Regions from separate parts of the Homo sapiens genome. Here region 2 is linked to region 1. Evidence: chromatin contacts called from ENCODE Hi-C or POLR2A ChIA-PET data. All regions are on one chromosome and are shown on one strand. Each heading gives the region's core, a stretch centred on a gene start or an enhancer-like site at or near the end of the contact. The rest is flanking DNA. Distances are from core to core; before and after follow the strand shown. Region 1 overlaps PRRX1 (paired related homeobox 1). Region 2 has its middle 71 kb from the start of MROH9.

Evidence for each region. Hi-C counts contacts between places; a loop is a spot of excess contacts on that map. ChIA-PET counts read pairs that join two places held with the same protein, here RNA polymerase II (POLR2A). Pooled maps may share reads with other maps.
Region 2: a loop to region 1 is called in a map of heart left ventricle, with 2.8 times the contacts of the local background. The contact joins two enhancer-like sites. A Hi-C loop is called at or near these places in 2 of 168 maps with a recorded cell type or tissue (heart left ventricle and posterior vena cava) and 4 of 50 pooled maps. POLR2A ChIA-PET finds 5 or more read pairs at or near these places in 1 of 52 experiments (H1).

What each region holds. Positions count from the first base shown.
Region 1 is chr1:170,688,098-170,691,579 of GRCh38, reverse strand. All of the region lies in intron 1 of PRRX1 (paired related homeobox 1), which reads right to left. Among named protein-coding and RNA genes, the nearest start is that of PRRX1, 26 kb to the right of the region's middle. Within about 2 kb of position 1,864, at least 3 of the 41 ENCODE cell types and tissues checked have a DNase peak (open chromatin) inside an H3K27ac peak, as active enhancers do.
Region 2 is chr1:170,862,706-170,866,187 of GRCh38, reverse strand. No RefSeq gene overlaps it. Among named protein-coding and RNA genes, the nearest start is that of MROH9, 71 kb to the left of the region's middle. Within about 2 kb of position 1,752, at least 4 of the 41 ENCODE cell types and tissues checked have a DNase peak (open chromatin) inside an H3K27ac peak, as active enhancers do.

The sequences.
Region 1 (3,482 bases), core at 615-3,114:
TGGGGGAAGAGAGGCAGGCAAGGAGGGAGGGAGGAAGGAAGGAAGAGAGGGAGGGAGGGAAGAAGGAAGGAAAGGAAAGGAAAGGAAAGGAAAGGAAAGGAAAGGAAAGGAAAGGAAAGGAAAGGAAAGGAAAGGAAATGGAAGGAAAGGGAAGGAAAAGGGAATAAATTTCTTCTTAGGGATGTCAGAATCCATTTGAGTGGCAACTCTATAAAAGCAAGCTGTTTCTCATTATTTATGTAAGTTTGATCTGATTAAATCCATCAACAGTTTCTAAAAGACATTACTTTATATTTCACTCTCTGGTTGGCTAATAAACATTTTTTAATCCACTCTTTGGTTGCAAACATGCAACCCATCTGCTTTATTTCTTTCATTTATTCATTCAACAAATACCTTTTGCACAACCATTTTCCAGGTCTATGATTGGCACTGGAAAAACAGTGGTGAATAAAATATGGCCCTCACTTGAAAGGCTACATTACCTTGCTCTCTCGATAGCTTTCAAAAACACAAATTAGTGTATTATCCATCCCTAAATTTTGTCAAGCATCTTTTCATTACATTATCCTCTCAAGCCTCTTTTTGTCTGTCTAGATAAAACCACGAGTACCTTCTCTTTGGAATCAAGCCTTTTCTGATGGACTATGTCTGACCAGTTCATGCATTTCCTTATTTTGATGCTCACAGCAAAGACTGCATCGAGCTAACTTGCTGTTCTCTCTGTAGTCTCTTACATTTTCTGAAATATCCATCTCTCTGAATATCTTCTAAATTTAATTTTACTGATACCTTTCCCAGAGTCACAGTTCCAGGGCCTCTCTGGTACATAATTCAGGTGGCACATATTTAATCTGCCCTGACCCAATAAAAACATTTGAATACTTAAAGTCTAATTTATATTATAATTATTCTTATCACACAAATTCTCATATATAGGAGGAAGCAGGGAAGTTGAATTTTACCAAACACTTATTTTCTCACATTTTCAAATTCAAAAACTAGGCTGGTAATGTTAGCTATAGATTGTGCTTATGAATATTATTATAAATAAATGCTAAGATCCAACTGACTTTCTCATACGCACCACACACACCTGAAGGGTTCAAAGGAGCAAAATTGATTATTATAACTTCTCTCTCCAAGTCTATTCTAAGTGATGAATATCTACTCATCTGCCACTATTCAGCTTATAGTTCATATCTCCCATGATGTTTTTCTTTACCCACTGAGCTGACAAGTTCATCCTTGTGACCCTTCTATATCCTGCCTTGATCCTGACTCCATCGCAGAAGCCATAACATGCAGCTGATTTAGGGTTCATATGTCTATCTCTGCTAAACTATAAGCTCATAGGGGGCACGGACCAGACCTTATCTGATGCAATATTTCTAATACTTATTACAGTGCGTGGGACATTATAGGTGCTCAGTAAATGTTGAAAAAATGGGGGGGGAGGGGAGGAGTAAGGATCTTATATACAGTGAAATGCTAACCAAATGCTAGCAAGAGCTAGAGACCTGGCAGCTCTTGAATTTTCCAAGCGATATATTGTATGGAATCTGTTGAGAAGTGTTTCATACAGATGAGGAATGCCAATCCAGTCTTTCTCAGACAAAATGGAACCAAATCTTTACAAAGTTTTCTCTTTTTGGATCTCTCTCCCTCTCACACACACACACACACGCACACACACACACCCACAGAGAGAGAGAGAGAGAGAGAGAGAGAGAGAGAGAGGGAGAGAGAGAGAGAGAGAGAGAGACGGAATATTAAATCTCATCAGTTCGGCTCTACAGATGCTTGGTCTTTATGACAACCCAACCTGTGTATCCCATGCACTCCCCACCTCACTCCATATCGCCACCTGGTGCCCAAAAGCAAGAAAACTACCTAAAAAATGAAAACGATTTTTTTAAAGCTGATAAGTATCAGGACCTTGGAACCATAAACTGAAAGTTTAAAACAAAAACAAAAACATGTGCTTCTTGGCATAGACATCTGGTCACAGGCATATAAAGATTAAACACACAAATCTTCCTCAAAACTCACCCTTGTTTCCACTCACATCTTTATGAATGTTCTCAATTGTTGCAGCCCCATGGACTACCTTCCCACATAGATTCCATGATTTAAAACCTTTTCTACTAAATCAACTATATTTTGTCATTTGCATTAAGTAAATTCAAAATTGTCAGACTATGATATCATTTAGCCTGAGATAGCCAGGAATATTGTTCATTCATTGACTTATTCAGCTCTTTAATGAGTCCCTACTTTGTTCTAAGAACAGTACACAGCTCCACAGAAAGAGTCTCACTAAATTATTATCAATCCTGTCAAAAATCTTAAGTTCTTCTTTTGCTTATAGAGAGTAAACATACATTTTTATTAATCTTTTTGAAATAACAGAAAAAAAAATAAAGGTCCTCTATTACTGCCCAAAGAAGTTAGGGAATCTGAGATGGGGAACCAATGGATTAGAAAAGAGCATATTCTGATAGATTAAATACAACTTCAGATCAATAATTCCTGAAGAAAAAGTCTCAAATATCTATGTTTAGCTCAGTTAATCTTTCATCTCATTATCAATATGCTATTGATTTCTAATGTATATTGATAACAATTATATTGTCACAGAACTAAAAACCAAAAGATGCATAGCTAAAGAATAATATGAATTTCACTTGAACTTGAGTCAGCACAAAATTATCAAATAAGTTTCAGTACTGAAATTAGCAAGTATATAGTTAAGATATGGGAAGAAAAAAATGTCAGTCAGGAATTTCCTGTAAACAGTTCCCAGAACAAAGACAAACTCTTCAAGTGTCACAATTAAATGGGTGCAAAAATCAGTACAACATAGTAAAGTTTTATATGTTAAATATGCCCATTTATTTTACTTTGCAAGCATAGCAGTTTTATTATTTTGGTCTTATAATGTTTCGTCTATGAAACGATATAGTCAGCAGACTATAGGAGGTTTATTTAAATGTTTTTATTTAAATAAGTCAATATTCATACCTTTTAAACATAAAATTTTATTGGTAAATAAATTTCATAAATCTGTATAACCCTGAACATTCACCTGAAATTAATTTTCAAGGATATTAAAAGTTAGAAACTGTTGAAACATACCGGACAAAGCTATCTTTAAGAGTAAATTTTTAAAAATTCTATTACTTTTTCAAATGGATTGGTTAAATAAAAGCAATTTTTAAGAAAAATAGAAAAAAAATAGATACCTTAATTTTCTGCCTCAGTACAGTCCAGTTTCAGAAATATATATTAACACTATATAACATTACAGTTTTTGGACCCACTTTGTACTTGGAGTGTTAGTTTTCCTTACATTCTTATTTTATACTGCTTTCTGGGTCCAAAGTCAACAATGAGCTCCAGGATTTATTTCATCTCTCAAGATCTTTAGGGTAATAGAAAAATAATAATAATAGCAACTTTTGAGAAGTATGACAATGAAT
Region 2 (3,482 bases), core at 503-3,002, 170 kb before region 1:
AAATAAGGGTGTTTACTAAAATGGTATTTAGATTGGTGGAGCCATTAATAATTTCAGATGTTGGAATTTGTTCCAAAGGGAAGCAGTGTAGCTGACATCAGATGAAATACACAGATAAGGCTAGTGAGAAGGGGGTAGTGAGAAGGGTACTTCTGGAAACCTAAGCCTAGCATATGAATTTCTCTTGGAGGATGAGCAGGGCTCAACCTTTCTTTTCTGTTGTTTAGGTTGTTTGAAGTTGTAGTGCTCTGTCAGGAAAAGTCAAGTCTGGGAGGATGACAGCCTGTTGATTTCAGGGAAGGAGAAACAAGGAACTACCTTGCCTATCATGTGCTCAACATGTGCTTGTCAGTTTGTGTCCATTATTTCCTGTAATGATCACACCAATCTCATGCAGGTGGTATTAATATTAACCTATTTTATAGCTGCATAAACTGAGGTTTAAAAATAGAAGTAACTTGCCCAAGATCACCCTCCTATTTCACGGCAGAGCAGAGCTTTGAACTAACTCATGTCTGCCTGACTTCAAAGTCTATTGGCTTCACAACACTATTTTGACTTCCCTCTGTGATCTTTTCCTAAGTGTTTACAATGGGCAAAGCAGTGTCTTAGATCTTATGTCTATCTCACAGAATGTCCTCAACTCCCAGAGGGTAAAATAGAGGCTCAAAAGGGTGACATATCTATACTCAAAAAACTGGTACATATTATCGTCAGTGGTAGAATATTCTGTCTTTCTTGAGCCCTAACCTTCCTGAATTGAGAGTTGAATAAGAAGAAAGGGGAGTAATTAGCCCTCTTGCCCTGGGCCTGTACAATCACAGTAAACATTTGCACAGCTCTTTATAGTTAGCAAATCATTTTCACATACAATTATTTCATCTAAGCCTTGATTAACGCCTGAAGAAAGTAGTAATATTACTTTCACTTTCCAGATGAAAAGGAGGTTTGTAAAGGTTAAGTGACTCTCTCTCTAACACTTAGAAAGCCATGAAGGGCTGCATCTTTGGTGTTTTGACTATAGATCTCATTACCATTCCTTCAACATTCATTGTGTACTGTCTACATGTCAGCATTGTGATGAGGGCTGGGAGCAGAGAGGTGAATAAGGCACAGTTCTGGCTTTTCAGGAGCTCATAGTATAACAGGGGATGCAGCTGAACAAACCAGATAATTCCAGTAGAAGGTAGTAAGCCTTTACTCTTAGTTAACACAGCCATGGTATTCTGTCAGGGAACTTGGGAATGAGGCCCACTTGGCAGAACTATTAAGGTACTCATAGTAGGACTGACTCCTTGTTATCTAGACTTTGTCAACAGCAGTAATTTTGTTATGTGTGTGAAAAGTAAAGGGTAACTAAGTTACCACTGGGAGAAGCCAAGGGAGAATTGATTACTGGATGGAGGGACAGTTCTTTTCAGGGTTTCAAATATTTTCCTATTATTATCCCAAATGTCTTCCCACTTTCATGATCAGTACATCATGCTTTTCTCTTCCACAGGTTCCTCTCAGAAACTGTTATTAGGTACGGAGAAGGAAACACATGTCCTTGATGAAGTAAGAAAAATAAAAAAGACTTCGGAAGTTGAAAATAATGGCAAATGGGGAATGATACAGCTTTGCATGGGTTCTAATAAAAAAAAGTCTCAGAAGAGAAAAAAATAATATTTTCATAAAAATCCCTTTTGGAAGGCATCCAGACAGGCGAGGTCAATTCTAGCTTGGAGGCAAGCCGCTGTGACTATTTTGAGATTTCCAAGCAGGAAAGCCACAGGGGTGAAGTGCAGCTGGAAGAGAGGGAGCCAAGAGTTTCATCAGCAAAGACTTCATCTTGACTTGTTTTGCAAAGAAACAAAGGTGGGAGGTCTTTGCTCTTCCTCAGGGATGTGTTGAATATTCAAAAATATTAATTTTGGAGCAACAGTGCCTACAATTTTGGAAACAAGCTAAGTCAGAGCTATAGTTGATTGAATTGGCAGAAAGCTCCTTTGAATCTCCTGAGGACGCCCATTCTAAGTCTCCATGGCCCTTCAACAAGAAATCAAAATGACACAACATACAGACCAGGAAGTCTCCAGATGGACTACAACCTCTGGGCACCCCCAAATGTCCAATGTCCAACACAAACCATAATCCAGTATTTAAGATGAGCCTAGAATTTTTAATAATTGCAAGGGAAATAGCTTCATTTGACAATCCACAAAGTGCTGCAATTATAGGTAGGGTGTTTTCAGCCTTACAGGTGGCTCTTCCAGAATACAGGGCCAGTTCCACACAACAATGCCCCTAGCATTTTTATGTACTTTGATGCCCTTTTTCTCTACCTCTAGATACTAGGTTTAATCCTATTCCCCAGCACCCCATTCTGAATCATCATCACCAGACAACTTCCTCTTGTGTCCTCCCAATTGAAGGCCTGACTGTACAACTCCCTTGGTACTTTCTGCTTAGTAGCTGTTTATTTGAATGTATAAATGTGTAAACAGGAATAGAGGTTCAATGTGTTCTTTTTCCTGGAAGTATTCGTATTATTAACTTTAGAATTAATGAATTAATTCAAGAGAATTATTAACTAATGGGGGGACTTTTAGGAACCAGGAAGGATTAGAGAGGGTATCAGAGGGCATCTCTGTTGCAAGACAGAGACAGTTACTGTTTAGATCCATTTCTGAGTAATTTCAGCTCTGTTTCCAGGAATATACTTAAGAAAATATTCTGATCACCCAAGATAGGATTTTTTTTTTTTTTGAGACAGAGTCTTGCTCTGTCACCCAGACTGGAATGCAGTGGCACGATCTTGGCTCACTGCAACCTCCGCCTCCCAGATTCAAGCGATTCTCCTGCCTCAGCCTCCCAAGTAGCTGAGATTACAGGCACCCACCACCATGCCTGGCTAATTTTTGTATATTTAGTAGACACGGGGTTTCACCATGTTGGCCAGGCTGGTCTCGAACTCCTGACCTCAGATGATTTGCCTGCCTCAGCCTCCCACATGGTAGGATTTATAACTCATGGAGTTCCATCACAAAAGGAAAAAAAAATTGTTTGTGTTTTGTATTTTCTTCCAGTCCTAGATTGCAGGAATCAACATTGTAAAAATTTCAAAAATTTTCACAAATTGATTTGTAAATTTGATGGACAGAGGTATGGATAGACATATGATAAGTATAAATGTAAAATATTAACGGCAGAATCAAAGTGATGAATATGAATGTGTTCACTATAAAATTCTGTCCACTTTTTCATATGTTGAAAGTTTTTATAGTAAAATATTAGGAAAAATATGCTACTGTTATAACAATAATTATAGAAAAGTGTTTGTTTCCCAATATCTGTACTTATTTCACAATAATTTATTTTAAATTGGAATTACTGAGTCAAATGATGAGTATTTCAAGGATTTTAACATTTATTATAAAATATTTTCCCAAACATTTGTTCCAAGTTACACTTTCACCAGTAGAATATCTGAGACTGTTGGG